Regions from separate parts of the Homo sapiens genome. Here region 2 is linked to region 1. A link is a loop called in an ENCODE intact Hi-C map of the cell type or tissue named here. Cell type or tissue: PC-9. All regions are shown on one strand. Each heading gives the region's core, and the rest is flanking DNA. Links, peaks and the distances in the headings are about the cores only. Region 1 holds the start of LINC00452 (long intergenic non-protein coding RNA 452). Region 2 overlaps GAS6 (growth arrest specific 6).

Region 1 (8,384 bases), core at 230-8,229:
AGTTACTTATGGCTTTGAGGCTGGATAGCTTCGTATATTTTGTTTCCTGAAATGACCCCACAGGTTCTACAGAGCAGGAGAAAAGGCTGGACAGGGGTCCCCACTGGATGAGACGACCTTCCCGCCCCCTCGGTCTGGGAGTCTGTGATCTTCAGGGCCAGCCCCCAGCTGGCAGGCCCCACCTGGAAGCTGAGTATGCCTCTGCTGGCGGTCCCAGCCTTGGCAAGGCAGCTCTTATTTCTCTCCAGCCTGCGGTGGTTTTGATAAAGCGGCATTTCTGCCTTGTTGGAGCCTGGTTAGTGATGATGCATCTTAGTCCAGGCCTCTCGAGTTTGAAATAAGAACCCCAACCCTTGGATGAGCCAGAACTGCCTTGGTTTGCTGGTGTCAGTTCAGAGCATTGAAATTCCTGCTTCACTTTAAAGAAAAATCTGTGCAGTAAGAATCTGTGTTTCTAGACTGCGTGAGAGAACTCGGAACTTTCTGTCACTTATTTTTAGAGATGTCCCAACAATGATTCCCTCTGCCAAGCCTCTGCCTGGGGGAACCCACCTTCCTGTCTCAGGTGAGCCTGACCCCTCCCCACCCCTTTGCTGCTGCTGGACTTCAGAACAGATTGCAGGCAGCAGCTACAAACCTCAGCTTCTGAAATGTCACTCATTCATCCACTCGCCTGTGCAATCCTCTCTCTAAACTCCCTATTGGGGCCAGTTCTGCAAGTGTGTCTAGGGCCGCACACACAACGGTGGGCAAGGCCCGCACTCACTGGCACGATGGGTCTGGCCCTCCAGGACAGACAGTGGGCCTGTCACCGGGCCCGTGACTTCCAGACACGAACCCTCCTCTTTAGCGAAGCAGGGAATTTGTCAAATACTGGCCCTAGCAGGCATAGCACAGCACCTGGCTTCTAACAATCAGTGAGGGGAGAAAAGGTGCAGGACACTAATGGGGCCACATTTCTTCACGAGGACTTCAAGGTTCTGCACAAGGAGGTGAGTGAATCTCAGACACAAAAAGTACATTCTGCACGGTTTCGTGTCAGTGACTTTCAAAAACAGACCCCACTTACCTCTGATGGGAGACACCAGGACGGTGGTTGCTCTGGTCAGGAGACCCCACTTACCTCTGATGGGAGACACCAGGACGGTGGTTGCTCTGGTCGGGAGACCACACTTACCTCTGATGGCAGACACCAGGACGGTGGCTGCTCTGGTCGGGAGACCACACTTACCTCTGATGGGAGACACCAGGACGGTGGTTGCTCTGGTCAGGAGACCACACTTACCTCTGATGGGAGACACCAGGACGGTGGTTGCTCTGGTCAGGAGACCACACTTACCTCTGATGGGAGACACCAGGACGGTGGTTGCTCTGGTCGGGAGACCACACTTACCTCTGATGGGAGACACCAGGACGGTGGTTGCTCTGGTCGGGAGACCACACTTACCTCTGATGGGAGACACCAGGACGGTGGCTGCTCTGGTCGGGAGACCACACTTACCTCTGATGGGAGACACCAGGACGGTGGTTGCTCTGGTCGGGAGACCACACTTACCTCTGATGGCAGACACCAGGACGGTGGCTGCTCTGGTCGGGAGACCACACTTACCTCTGATGGCAGACACCAGGACGGTGGCTGCTCTGGTCGGGAGACCACACTTACCTCTGATGGGAGACACCAGGACGGTGGCTGCTCTGGTCGGGAGACCACACTTACCTCTGATGGGAGACACCAGGACGGTGGCTGCTCTGGTCGGGAGACCACACTTACCTCTGATGGGAGACACCAGGACGGTGGCTGCTCTGGTCGGGAGACCACACTTACCTCTGATGGGAGACACCAGGACGGTGGCTGCTCTGGTCGGGAGACCACACTTACCTCTGATGGGAGACACCAGGACGGTGGCTGCTCTGGTCGGGAGACCACACTTACCTCTGATGGCAGACACCAGGACGGTGGCTGCTCTGGTCGGGAGACCACACTTACCTCTGATGGCAGACACCAGGACGGTGGCTGCTCTGGTCGGGAGACCACACTTACCTCTGATGGGAGACACCAGGACGGCGGTTGCTCTGGTCGGGAGACCACACTTACCTCTGATGGGAGACACCAGGACGGCGGCTGCTCTGGTCGGGAGACCACACTTACCTCTGATGGGAGACACCAGGACGGCGGCTGCTCTGGTCGGGAGACCACACTTACCTCTGATGGGAGACACCAGGACGGCGGCTGCTCTGGTCGGGAGACCACACTTACCTCTGATGGGAGACACCAGGACGGTGGCTGCTCTGGTCGGGAGACCACACTTACCTCTGATGGGAGACACCAGGACGGTGGCTGCTCTGGTCGGGAGACCACACTTACCTCTGATGGGAGACACCAGGACGGTGGCTGCTCTGGTCGGGAGACCACACTTACCTCTGATGGCAGACACCAGGACGGTGGCTGCTCTGGTCGGGAGACCACACTTACCTCTGATGGCAGACACCAGGACGGTGGCTGCTCTGGTCGGGAGACCACACTTACCTCTGATGGGAGACACCAGGACGGCGGCTGCTCTGGTCGGGAGACCACACTTACCTCTGATGGGAGACACCAGGACGGCGGCTGCTCTGGTCGGGAGACCACACTTACCTCTGATGGGAGACACCAGGACGGCGGCTGCTCTGGTCGGGAGACCACACTTACCTCTGATGGGAGACACCAGGACGGCGGCTGCTCTGGTCGGGAGACCACACTTACCTCTGATGGGAGACACCAGGACGGCGGCTGCTCTGGTCGGGAGACCACACTTACCTCTGATGGGAGACACCAGGACGGCGGCTGCTCTGGTCGGGAGTGGGGGGCAGGTGGTGGGGGTTGCGAGAAGGGTGTGCAGGAGCGTTCCGACGAGAGGCTGTGTCTCTATTGGGGTGAGGGTTGCATAGGAGAAGCAACTGATCAAAACTGCACAATGAAGATTTGTATATTTCATTATTTGCCTGTTTTACCTCCCAAATCCCTCATTCAGGTGCGATGGAATGGGAGCACTGGAGACACAGACAGCTGAACGTCGCACGCTGTTGCCCAAGGCTGGTCCGGCTGCTGGGGCTGCACGCCAGGCCGGGGTCTTGGGTTCTCCGAGTTTATGCCTCTTTTCCGGCCTGCGAATAAACCAATAGAGAAGAGGAGGTCAGGAACTTGGTGACTGTGCCATCCAACGTGGTGAGATGAAGGCAACAGTGCCCATCTTAGAAGGTTGTCGTGAGGATTATGTGAGTTAATTTACAAAGAGCACACAACATGCCCAGGGCTGTGGTTGTTTTGTGAACATCATTAAAGTCTGGTAAACTGTTTTCCCCTCAGCTGTGGCTGCAGCACTGGAAACACTGGCTGCCTAAGGTGCTGGAGGTCGGACTGCAGTCTGGGTCCTCCCAGTCCAGATTCCTCAGCTTCACTGGACAGACAGGCTCACCTTTGGAAACGCCACAAAAATCCACTTGTGCTATTTGTGTTGGTTTATTACTAAATGGACATGTGATTTATTTGGCATAGCAACTCTGCCTTTTCCCAAGAGGTTCCCTGCTTGGGGTATTATCTCAGATGGAGGGCTGAGGCTGTCTGGTCCCATCCTGGTGAGTGGTGGGCGAAGAGACGTGGTGTCCAAACCACATCACAAGTACTGGAAGGGGGTGTTAAAATCTCTGTCCACATTGGAAATTAATAAAACATATTATTCCCCACAGATAGGTTGCAAAGCCCTGGTCTACAAGGTCAGGGACCTTTTTCTGTGGGCCCAGCACTGTCCACAGCCTGAGAGCAGAGAGAACAGAGAACAGGTGAAGCAGCTGTGACTAATGAACCTGCCCTGCCTTCTCCTCTAGGGCAATGGAGATAGGCCCAGGGTGTCCTTTGGCTTTAGCCAAGCTCTACCATGCAGACAGTAAGACAAGAGCAGAGCTGCAACAACCACCAGGCCCATGATATGCCCCCAGCCACCCCACAGAGAATCCACTATTAATACCATGTTACTCGCCCTATCAATCCCACATTACCCCATCATCAATCCTACTAGCTATAGACCACTAAGCTCAAGGGTCTGTCGCCACCTCTTGCCACAGTCAGTGTCCATGAACAGTGTCTGCAGGGCTGCTCTCTCAGGGCTCTGAAGAGAAGCCAATGGTGGAAACCTGGATGTTGGCAGACATGGCTCATGGCAGTGGGCATCTCCCCATTTCAACCTCACATATTTTTCACATGGTTCAGGAACCACAGAGCATTCCAGCCGTTCATAGACACGGACATGATGTCAGTATTTCCTGCTGACCTTCCTCTGTGGAATGTGAGGGCTCCTGCCCCGTGGGCCCCAGTTGGGAGCAGCACTCCTGGTCCATCTGCCAAGCCAACTGCTTTTCCTCCTTCTCACCTCTCTGCAAAGCATACTTTCGCCACCACAAAAGGGGAGCATAAAAGGAAGGAATGTACCAGCCACATGCCAACTCTTACTCTCCCTCTTTGCAGCATAAACCTTCCGATTTCTTATAACCCTTTCCCATCTAAAGCCAATTGGTGCATCTCAAATAGCAATATATGATTCTGAAATTAACAATAGAACCTTATTAGTGCAAAATGAAGCCCAGTTTGCTGTAGGCTGAGATGTTTTGAACCATCTAAGGGAGTTGAGTTATTTTAGCAGCACAAAGACATTCTCCAAAAACATGTTCTCCTGGAAGGCAGCACTAGACAAAGAGACTAATGATATCTTGTGCTGTTGGGTAATCTCAGGTGGGCCCTTAACTTTTCCAAATCACGGTCTCTCAGGAGGCTGCAGATGAGTGGGTTCCCACGGCCTCTTTTGAGCTCTGGCACTAGACAAGGTGGTTTATAATGGGAAGGGGCAAAAAGTGAGCTGTGGAGTCTATAGACTTAGTTTGAATTCTGGTGTTTCAAGTTTCCAGGGGTGTGACCTCAAAGAGCATGTTTAACTTATTCTCAGATACCCTATCTGTGAAGAGGGTATGGCAACTTAAGGGTTAATACAGAGGATTCAAAATAAAATATTTAAATGATAAATTTTTCAATAAATGATATTAGGACAATTAGTTATCCATTTTGCTAAAACAAAATTCCTCCTCTCTACTCTTTATCGCATGTATTAAAACACACTTCAGAGGATCAAAGATTTAAATGTAGGCTGGGCACAATGGCCCATACCTGTAATCCCAGAACTTTGGGAGACTGAGGCAGGAGGATTGCTTGAGGCCAGGAGTTTGAGACCAGCTTGGGCAACCTGGTGAGTCTCTACAAAAAAAAGAAATAAAAAATTGGGGGCTGTAGAGAAAAAAAATTAAAAAATTAAAAATTTCACTGGGCATGGTGGTGCATGCCTGTAGTCCAAGCTACTCAGGAGGCTGAAGTGAGAAGATTACTTGAGCCCAAGAATTTGAGCCAGGGGTGAGCTATGATTGTACCACTGCACTCCAGCTTGAGTGACACAGCAAGACCTGGTCACACACACACACACACATACACAAATTAAAATTAAATTTAATAAGTTTTTTTTAAAAAAGATTTAAATGTGAAAGAAGAAAGAGGGCACTCCCTCTGTGGTCGCCACTGGCTCTCAGAAGTAGTGCGTGAGCAGGAGGCTCCACTCTGATCCAGGAGCACTGGCATCTATGAAGAGGGAAACCAAGAAAAAATTCTTTCTGCTATCTTTCCTTTCAGTAATGCTTATCTTAAGAACACTCAACTGGAAAACCACTCCACCTAAAAGTAGGAAAGATGGCAATTCTAAATAGCAACTATTATCCCAGGGAGACCCCTCAGATATGTGAGGAATCAAGCCATAAATGTGCATTTGCTGGACATTATATACCACGTCATCTCTATGACTACAGATTTTAAGGATAATTTTTACTCACTTAACAATTTCACTGTAACAGTGACTGATAATGTGAAAATGTGCTTTATACAGTGCTGCTGATGGGTACACAGACAAGTTCTTGCTGCAATTATTTCTAAATCTAGCCAGATCCCAGAGTCATGAAGATATAAGCTCTGTGAGACCAGGGACCATCTCTCTTTCTTGCATCATAGGCACACTTGATAAATACTCATGGCTGGAAAAAAAAAAAAAGAGGGAAAGATAGAGAAAAGGAGGGCAGGACAAAGAAAAGGAAAAGAAAGACAGAAAGTAATAGAAAGCAAAGGTGCATATTTTTATAATCTTAGAATGAAGAAGACCACTCAGGAAAATCTTAACACCTCTCTGGATAAAAAATTCAGAAGGCACTGCAAAAAACAAAGCTAATAAAATATGTTTACACTTTTAAACTCTTTGTGGGAAAAAAACATGGTAAATAAAAGAAAAACTGGGGGCTGGGAGTTTTCAATTCACTTACAAAGAGTTGATTTCCATAACTACAAAGCATGCTTACCAATTAAAAAGTAGAGAACAGGACCCAACTTTTGGTAATGGCAGAATAGCCCCCACTGAACCAACCTTTCCACAGGTAACAGCTATAAACTTTAGGTAAAATATGGGGGGAAAACCTGCTTAAAAGCACTGGAGTGTGATAGAAGCAGGCAAACACTGGAGTTCTTGTGGTGATGGAAATGTCCTGTGCTTCAACTGCACTAATGTTTGTGTCCTGATTGTGATGTTGCTCTGTAGCTTTGTGAGTTGACATTGGGGGAGGCTGGGTGAAGAGGACACAGGATTTCTGTGTTACTTCTGTGTGTGAATCTACATATACTTCAAAGTAAAGTGTAATTTTTAAAAAGTCAATTTATGGCTAGGCATGGTGGCTCACGCCTGTAATCCCAGCACTTTGGGAGGCTGAGGCTGGTGGATCACAAGGTCAGGAGATCAAGACCATCCTGGCTAACATGGCGAAACCCCGTCTCTACTAAAAATACAAAAAATTAGCCAGGTGTGGTGACAGGCACCTGTAGTCCCAGCTGCTTGGGAGGCTGAGGCAGGAGAATGGCGTGAACCCGGGAGGCGGAGCTTGCAGTGAGCTGAGATCACTCTACTGCACTCCAGCCTGGGCAACAGAGCCAGACTCCATCTCAAAAAAAAAAAAAAAAAAAAAAAAGTCAATTTATGTAATTTATATGATTAGAAAATAAAGGATTAATTCTAATCATCAACAGATGTATAACAAACATTTGAAAATCAACAACCATTAATGATTAAAGAAAAAACCCAGGAAGCTTGAAATAGAAGGAAATTATCTCATACTGATAAAGAACATTCTTAAAAACCTAGAGTGAACATAAATATCAGTTTCCTCTTAAGATAGGAAACAAGGCAAGATTGACCATTCTAACCATTTCTTTCCACCATTGTCCTAGAGGGCATGGTTGGTGCAATATGACAAGAAAGAAAGCCAGATAAACAAAAACCTCACAGCAAAGGCTGAAGGTCTGTTTACCTCAGCTTCTTCGGTCTAACACATCATGTCCAGATTTCCAGAAAAAATTACAAGGCGTGCCAAAAGGCAAAAAATACTGTCAGAAGACACAAAATGAGCATCAGAACCAGCTCAGATATGGTAGAAATTTAGGAATTATCAGATCGGGAATTTAAAATACCTATGATTAATGTGCTAAGGGCTTTAATAATAGAAAAAGTGAACAATATTAAAAAATGAATAGGTAAAATTGAAATGCAAAGAAAGTGTAAAAAGGAAATGCAAGAAATTATAAACACTGTAACAGAAGTGAAGAGTGTGTTTAATGGGTTCATCAGTGAGCTGATAAGAAAAGAATCAGCCCGATATGTGGGTCAAAGAAACCTCAAGAGAAATTAAAAAGTATTTTGAACTAAATGAAAATGAAAATGCAACCTATCAAAATTTGTGAGAATCAGTGAAAACAGAGCTTAGAGGGAAATTTACAGCATTGGATGAATATATTGGAAAAGAATAAACATCTAAAGTAAATAACTTAAAATTCCATCTTAAGAAACTAGAAAAAGAAGAGCAAATCAAATGTAAAGTAAGCAGAAAAAAATAATAAAAATCAGAGCAGAAATCAATGAAATTGAAAACAGAAAAACAATAAAGAAAATCAATGAAATCAAAATTTGGTTCTTTAAAAACATTAATAAAATTGATAAACCTTTAGTCAGACTAGTCAAGAAAAAAAAAAGAGAAGACACAAACCTCTAACATCAGAAATGATAGAGGGACATCACTATAGATCCCGTGGACATTAAAAGGATAATACATGAATATAATGAACAACTCTATGCCCAGAAATTTGATACCTAGATGAAACTGACTAGTTACTTGAAAGACACAATCTACCAAAACTCACAACAAGGAGAAATAGATTATCTTAATAGACATATTTCTTATAGAAATTGGATCGATAACTGATAATCTTCCCAAAGACA
Region 2 (8,218 bases), core at 219-8,218, 76 kb after region 1:
TGCAGATCTCCGGGTCTGTGCAGCCTCCATGCAAGGGGCCACGTGGAGCCGGGAAACCTTCCCGGGGAGAGCAGAGGCCGGTGCCCTTGTGAAGCCCCGATGGCCAACATGTGCCTAGCCTCCTGTCAGGAGCTTCCTTTTTTTTTTTTTTTTTTTTTTTTGAGACGGAGTTTCGCCTTTGTTGCCCACACTGGAGTACAATGGCACGATCTTGGCTCCACCTCCCAGGTTCATACCACAACCTCCGCCTCCCAGGTTCAAGCGATTCTCCTGCCTCAGCCTCCCGAGTAGATGGGATTACAGGCATGCACCACCACACCCAGCTAATTTTGCATTTTTAGTAGAGATGGGGTTTCTCCATGTTGGTCAGGTTGGTCTCGAACTCCCGACCTTAGGTGATCCACCCACCTCAGCCTCCCAAATTGCTAGGATTACAGGCGTGAGCCACCACGCCCGACTGGGAGCTTCCATTTTAAAGAACACCATCATCTCTCCCTTCACAGGTTATGGGAAGACCGGCAAACAGGAGACTTTTTGTTGTTACTTTTTGATTCTGTTGCAATATTTTTGTTACTTTTTCTGATTTTGTGTGTTTCGGTGCCATAAATGGTTGTTGAGAACTGATGTGGCGGGTACCAGCTAGGGACAGGCAGGACAGGCGATGTGGGTTTCAGGCGTACACAGCCCCGTGGGAAAGAGACAGGGAAACCAGCACAATTCACTCTGACCCCAACCTTGGCCTGCAGTGCGAGGCGCCCAGTCACAAATGTGTACACACAGTGATTTGGGGTCCTTTTTCCTAAAACAGCTTCTTTATCAGGACTTTGGAATTCTGGGTGAGATAGAAACACTGAAAACAGGGCGGAAGTTTTTTCTTCTGGCTTCTTAGTCCACGGAGGGCTCAGCGTGGAGAGGATATGCCGTGGCATTCTCCCTGGGAGACCACACATGTTCCCGACAGCTCAGACCCCAGACCGCATGTGCTCCTGACAGCTCAGACCCCAGACCGCGCGTGCTCCTGACAGCTCAGACCCCAGACCGCAGGTGCTCCCGACAGCTCAGACCCCAGACCGCGGGTGCTCCTGACAGCTCAGACCCCAGACCGCGCGTGCTCCCGACAGCTCAGACCCCAGACCGCGGGTGCTCCTGACAGCTCAGACCCCAGACCGCGCGTGCTCCCGACAGCTCAGACCCCAGACCGCGGGTGCTCCTGACAGCTCAGACCCCAGACCACGCGTGCTCCCGACAGCTCAGACCCCAGACCACGGTGCTCCTGACAGCTCAGAACTCAGACCGCGGGTGCTCCTGACAGCTCAGACCCCAGACCGCGCGTGCTCCTGACAGCTCAGACCCCAGACCACCGTGCTCATGACAGCTCCTGTCCGCATGCTATCTTAAACTCTCAGCCCCCACTGGGCCCTGTGCTGCTACCTGAAAGCTGCAGGTGAGATGCGAGGCACGAGGCCACGCACGCTCTGAGGAAGGAGCTGTCAGGCGCTCCTGAAACAAGAGGACATCGGAGGGAGGCAGGGACAGGCCTGCGTCCCATGGTGCACAGCCTGTGGCCCCTCAGACGGGCCTGTGTGGCCTGGTGGTCACCTACAGGGCATTTGGAAGTGGGGTACTGGTGTGGCCAGGGAGAAACAGCCTGGGGGTCCCCGGTGCCTCTGGGCTCCGGGCCAAGATCTGAACCAGTCTGTTGAGTTTTCCATCACGTCCCAGATCCGGGGCTGTCTGCACAGCTTCCCACCCCGGCTGGGACTGCATCTCTCGAGGCCCTGCTCCGACCTCACTGTGGCCTCTCCACCGTGCATACCACCCTATAATGCACCGCTTTCATTGCAGTGCGGACCCCTCTGGACGTCGGGACTGAATCAACCTGGGAAGTAGAAGTCGTGGCTCACATCCGCCCAGCCGCAGACACAGGCGTGCTGTTTGCGCTCTGGGCCCCCGACCTCCGTGCCGTGCCTCTCTCTGTGGCACTGGTAGACTATCACTCCACGAAGAAACTCAAGAAGCAGGTAGGGCCTCCGCCACCCAGGGCGTCCTGACCGGCTCGACCCACGGGTACGTGGGCTGCACTCCCTGGCAGGGGACGAAGGGGGCCCGCGGTGGGATCCCCAGGGACCCCCAAAGCCTCTGACCAGAGGTCTGATGAGCCAAGCCCGGCGTGGGCCACGCTTCGGGCTGCGGGGGTTGTTTGGACACCAGGTCACCGCCACACAGCTGAGGGGGCCGGCGCCTGCGAGCCACACTCGGCTCACAGTGTGGGAGCTTTTCCCCTGTTCGGTTGGGCAGATGGTGGCTCACAGCAATCTGAATTAGTCTCTGGTGTTTAAGTCAGATGATTTCAGCAACAAACTCAGTTTTCCAATTTCCCTGGAAAAGTCGGATCTGTGACCTTGGCCGGTCCCCCAACAGCGTCTTTCCGTGGGGGACACCGGGTGGAGCTGAGTGCAGCTGCCCCTTGGACAAGGTCCCCCCACCCCCGGTCCTCACAATAAGTCAGCTGTCCTGGGCTGGGGGACTCATGCTGTTTTCCCCACAGAACAATCAAGAGGTGACAGAAACAGCTTTTATTCTCTCGCTCGTGTGCTAAGGAGGGAGACATGGGTCAAACCAGAGAGGCTCACGTTCTCCAAGTCTGCCCACCCCGGGGCCACAGAGCCCTCCCGCTTGCTGGGATACGACAGACAGGCTTGGTTCATGCAAATGCTCGTTACCAGGGCCAGACCCAATCTCAGCATCTGGAATAAACAGCTGCTGTTATGTAGCAACAGCCGACCCCTGGGCTGCTGGGCTGTGGTGCCAGCGTGAGTGCCCACCGGGCTGGGAGGCCGCCACCGCAGGGCTGGGTCCTGGGTCCCCATCAGGGCCACCCCAGTTCCTGGTCAAGTGCAGCCTCGGTCTTGTGTGTGCCTGGTGCCTGGGGCTGGGGTTGACCCTCTCACACCCAACCTGGGGGCCACACTTGTTCCCCCACAGCCTCCCAGGCTGGCCCCTGGCTTTACGTGCAGAGAAGCTGAGCCCCAGGTGGGGTGGGGGTGTCATCCACAGTCAGCGAGCATCCAGACCCAGGGCTGCAGGGAACCCTGGACGGAGACAGGCGTGCGGCGTAGGGGTGGCCAGCAGCTGTGAGGACCAGCTTGGACCTAACAGCTCACGTAGGGGTGGCCGGCAGGCCCTGACCACACCTCGGTCTCCTGCAGCTGGTGGTCCTGGCCGTGGAGCATACGGCCTTGGCCCTAATGGAGATCAAGGTCTGCGACGGCCAAGAGCACGTGGTCACCGTCTCGCTGAGGGACGGTGAGGCCACCCTGGAGGTGGACGGCACCAGGGGCCAGAGCGAGGTGAGCGCCGCGCAGCTGCAGGAGAGGCTGGCCGTGCTCGAGAGGCACCTGCGGAGCCCCGTGCTCACCTTTGCTGGCGGCCTGCCAGGTAGGTGCTCCCTGCTCCGCTCAACCCGGGTGAAGAGCTCCAGGGAGGCCCAGCTTGGTCACCCCAGATCTAACCTGGACAGGCTGGGGTTTCTGGTAGTGAATGCGGAAGAGGACTTGTGTTTTAAGAGGAAGGAGAAGTCCAGGTGGGTCGTTAGTGGCTATTATGGTGTCTCGGTGCTGGTCAGGTCATTGGCTGAGACTGAGAAACACGTACGGGGGCCGGCATTGGCCTGAGTCAGGCCCCACGAACCTGCATCTTCAGGGAGCATTCGTCCACACCCATCAGACCAGCCCCGGGGGAGAGGGCTGGGCAGACCTCGGGCCAGGCTGCAGTTGGGACCCGCGGCTGTCACCGCAGCTGTTAGCAGCGAACAGAGTGACCGCCAGCCCCTCCCATGTCCAGCAGGGCGTCCTGCCGTGTCCCATGGGCTACACAGCACAGAGGCTGGGACCGGGGATGTCCTTGCCATGAGCTGGGAGGGTCAGCGGAAAGGCACGTGGGAGCCGGCAAGTCCTCGGCTGCCCGCAGGTTTTCACTTGCGGCAAACGGCAGGATTTCTCTCTTGGCTGCCAGACACAGACTCCACTTAGTTTTAATAAACAGAGCTTTGAAGAGGATGAGAGCGAGCCAGGAGGCCTGCAGCCTGAATGACTCACTGGGCACAGAAGAAGATCACGTTTAACCGATGGGACTGTCTGTGCTCCCAGCGGGGAAGGGAGGGCTGGCGTCTGCAGAGCCCAGGCTGGCAGATGCCTCCTGCTTGTCTGCCGGGTCTGCGGCCAAACGAACGGGGACCGAGAAGTTAGAGAAGAAAGGGAAACCCTGCCCTTTCGGAGGGAACCCGGGGCTGGCCACAAGCGCTGCCGGGGGTGGGGGGGCCAGGCGGGGCCGGCCACGTGGTGAGCTAAGATATGTTGTTCTCTCCCTGCGGCCCAGATGTGCCGGTGACTTCAGCGCCAGTCACCGCGTTCTACCGCGGCTGCATGACACTGGAGGTCAACCGGAGGCTGCTGGACCTGGACGAGGCGGCGTACAAGCACAGCGACATCACGGCCCACTCCTGCCCCCCCGTGGAGCCCGCCGCAGCCTAGGCCCCCACGGGACGCGGCAGGCTTCTCAGTCTCTGTCCGAGACAGCCGGGAGGAGCCTGGGGGCTCCTCACCACGTGGGGCCATGCTGAGAGCTGGGCTTTCCTCTGTGACCATCCCGGCCTGTAACATATCTGTAAATAGTGAGATGGACTTGGGGCCTCTGACGCCGCGCACTCAGCCGTGGGCCCGGGCGCGGGGAGGCCGGCGCAGCGCAGAGCGGGCTCGAAGAAAATAATTCTCTATTATTTTTATTACCAAGCGCTTCTTTCTGACTCTAAAATATGGAAAATAAAATATTTACAGAAAGCTTTGTAACACCGCGTGGCCGTCATCTGCTCCCCGCGGGGTTCTGCACACGTAGCAGCGTTTGGGATGAGCGGGGCTGCCAGGGCTCCAGGCCGCACCCTCAGCCGCTCCAAAGATCCCTCCCTCTTTTCTGCTCCCAGCCTGGTTGGGCAGCCACGGTCTGCTCCCCAGGAGCCTCTGACTCCTCTGGTAGTGGCGGCAGGGGCTGGAGCCTCAGTTTACTTGTTCTGTAAATGCGGAGAACGCCCTGCTCGGCCCCCACCACAGGCAGCCAGTCATTGCTGAGTGAGGAGGGCTTGGCACACAAATGCAGGCTGCTGGGGCAGCGGCCTCTGAGCCAACCTGGGAGGGACCCCGAGCTGGGACCGAGGGCCGGAAGACACCGAGGCAGCGCCTGCACCCCTGTGCCATTCCCGTCCCCACCCTCCTGCACAGATCCACTTGCTTCCGGGCCTCAAGTGTGTTCTGTTGAGAAAGGGAAACTGCTTTCTCTGTGTCGGTCTGGGGTAGAGCTTGCCAGGAGCAAAGCCAGCCCTGCTTCCCGCGTCCCCACTGGCAGGGTCCCCATGTCCCTCAGCCTCAGCTTCCTTGTCTGCAAGGGGTGGAGCGGTCACTGGTGCTCTCTGACCCCAGCAGGCCACAAGTCTGCAGGGAAGGTCAGGGCAGCCGGAACGCGGCCAGGCAGGTGCCTGAAATGCAGTCGGGACCCTGCCTGCCTCCTGGAAGGATGTCGGAGCCGCAGCTGGTGGGGGCCACGGAGTCACTGCTTCTCCTTGGTCCCAAGGGGACGACCAAGACTCATGGCTTGACGCTCCCGTGGGACGCGGCCACCTGTGCTCGAGCCTCTGGGCCAAACATGGGTCCCCAGGGTGGATGCGGTCACTGCAGGGGCCACACGGGGGATCAGGGAGGGTTTCAGCTCTGAGGCCCAAACCAGGATTCCACTTTAAGACCAAACCCCCACCCGTGCTCGGAGCTCCCTGGGCAGGAGTGAGACGGGGCAGCTCGGAGCAGCCCCACCTCCCACCAGTCAGTCCCAGAGCTGCGCCCACCGGGCAGGACAGGCTGTGCGTCGGGGCATCTTTGCCTCTGCCTGGCTGGGGTCAGCACTTGACCTAGAGAAAAGTCGGGTGGAGAAGAAGGATAGAATCCATGAGAACCCATCCAGGGATAAATCGCCACAAATGAACTGCAAAGAGGTTTCTAGAAAGAGGCCTGTGGCTTTGAAGGCCACAGGGGAGGCCCCGCTGGCTGGACTGACAAGGTGGCATCGGCCGAGTGGGCTCCTGAGGGGCAGCCTCGGGCCGGGAAGGAGCGGCTTCCCTCTGGCCCCCGGCCTGACGGCTGTGGAATGGGCAGAGCTTCTCCAAGGCTCGGGAGCCAGCAACACTCATGCCCACCTGGAGGGACCCTGCCCGCCTGGGCCGAGCTCACCCCACGGATGGACGGCCAGCCAGGCACCTTGCCAGGGGCCATGCACAGGGGGCCCCATCCCCTGCCGTCCAGAGCCGCCCAGCTCGTCTACGCTGGAGCCTCCAGGCCCTGGTGGTCCCTGAGGGTCCCTGGCAGGCCCACCCTGTGTCTCTGGGGCTCTTGTTGACCGGTGCCAGTTATGGGCTCCTCGGGCCACATCCCATGACCCTGCGCCATCGTGGGCATGATGCCACTTGCTCTGGACACGCCGGGCAAGGGCCTCTTGTTCTCCCCAAAATCTTGGCAGCACCTGGGCAGAAGTTCTGTTGATTGAGGGCTGCAGCCTGAATTCAGGACTTCAACCTAGTCTAAGAGGTATTGCAGGCAACTTTCGCTTCGGTACCGTGAGAAAATAGTGACGGGGGAGGCCCTGGCCTCAGAGGGCAGACGTCAGGCTCCTGCCGGCTCCCTTCGGAAACGTCCATCTGCCGCCAGCGGCCCCGCGTGTGTGTGACGGCTCTCGCCAGCCTCGCCCAGCAGCACGTGGACCTTCCGCAGGCAGATGCGCTTTCTCCACTCGGGCCGGGACAGATGGCCACCGGCTGCTCACACGGTCGGGGACCCGCAGCCCAGGCCTCCACGCTGGCTCCGGGATGTCCAGGTGCTGGTTGGGCTGAGGATGGTCGGGCCCAGGGCTCGGATCTGGCCATCAGCACAGAAGCCCAGTTCTGGGAGGCCCAGGCGTGGATGCTGACGGCTCGCTAAGCAGGCCAACTCGTCTGACCCCGACGATGCCAGAGCCAGCTGAGCAGAGCTCCAAGAAGCCCGTGGAACACAGCCCCCTGGGCCCCAGGAGAGCCCTGCACTGCCCACTGCACGGCCTCACACGGCCACAGGGGCCACAGCCGCACGCTGGGATCCCAGGCTCCAGCCCGGCACCGCGGCGTCCCTCAGATCCCGGCCTCCAGCCCGGCACCGCGGTGTCCGTCAGATCCCAGCCCGGCACCGCAGCGTCCCTCAGATCCCGGCCTCCAGCCCGGCACCGCGGCGTCCCTCAGATCCCGGCCTCCAGCCCGGCACTGCGGCGTCCGTCAGATCACATTGGTGGGTGCCCCCCAGTGCTCTCCCATAATGTTCCCCAGCCGGCTGGGAGCCTGCTCCTGCCCAACCTCCATCCTCCCCAAGTCAAGACGGCCAGGAGCAAAAACAGGCAACGGCCAGTCTCAGGGACAGAGACGTGGGGAGGCCCCCACAGACACAGGCTACAGTCACCAGTGTCCTCAGGACACAACCCTCCGCCTGGGTTTCTGCTCTGCCTCCAGACGAATCAGGAACTTCTGTTTCCTAGTATTGTTTTCTTAGAGTTCCGGGGGTGCCAGAAGTTATAATAACCACTGTCCCAAACAAGCAAAACCAATGGTGCTAGGAATTGCAACACAGAGGCCCAGCCAGGCCTGTCACGTTGGCGACCTGGCACCCTCCACAACCAGGCATGTCTGGGGTGTGCAAGAGGATGGGAAGACAGAGCACGTGGTGCAAGTGCTGGTGCCCTGGGGAGGCAGGAGGGATGTGCCCCTTAGAGGGAGGAGGGATGTGCGCCCTGGAGGGAGGAGGGATGTGCCCCCTGGAGGGAGGGGTGATGTGCCCCGTGGAGGGAGGGGGGATGTGCCCCCTGGAGGGAGGGGGGATGTGTTCCCTGGAGGGAGGGGGGATGTGTCCCGTGGAGGGAGGGGGGATGTGTCCCGTGGAGGGAGGGGGGATGTGTCCCCTGGAGGGAGGGGGGATGTGTCCCGTGGGGGGAGGGGGGATGTGTCCCGTGGGGGGAGGAGGGATGTGTCCCGTGGAGGGAGGGGGGATGTATCCCGTGGAGGGAGGGGGGATGTGTCCCCTGGAGGGAGGGGGGACAGCCCTGACTCTGGGCTGGAGAGGAGGAAGGAGGTTGGGCATGTGTTTTGCAGGTGGGGTCC

Evidence for each region. Peaks named below come from ENCODE experiments on the same cell type or tissue, not always from the same donor. Only the 100,000 strongest peaks of a DNase experiment are listed, where the experiment ranks them.
Region 2: a loop joins it to region 1, with 6 times the contacts of the local background. A loop is called at or near these places in 63 of 110 quality-filtered maps.

What each region holds. Positions count from the first base shown.
Region 1 is chr13:113,893,286-113,901,669 of GRCh38, reverse strand. LINC00452 (long intergenic non-protein coding RNA 452) reads right to left here and starts at 6,567. Exons shown (of 8, transcript NR_164112.1): 1 at 6,421-6,567; 2 at 2,983-3,144. In PC-9, for the core only: no CTCF peak of the experiment used is centred there; a DNase peak (open chromatin) is centred at 4,319; H3K27ac peaks cover 1,716 bases.
Region 2 is chr13:113,817,178-113,825,395 of GRCh38, reverse strand. It overlaps GAS6 (growth arrest specific 6), which reads left to right. Exons shown (of 15, transcript NM_000820.4): 13 at 1,846-2,021; 14 at 3,210-3,438; 15 at 4,378-4,847. The coding sequence ends at 4,532. All of the region lies in intron 1 of GAS6-AS1 (GAS6 antisense RNA 1), which reads right to left. It also overlaps LOC124903220. Among named protein-coding and RNA genes, the nearest start is that of GAS6-AS1, 5.7 kb to the right of the region's middle. RefSeq lists enhancers at 3,156-3,704, 4,254-4,803. In PC-9, for the core only: no CTCF peak of the experiment used is centred there; DNase peaks (open chromatin) are centred at 4,075 and 7,735; H3K4me3 peaks cover 929 bases.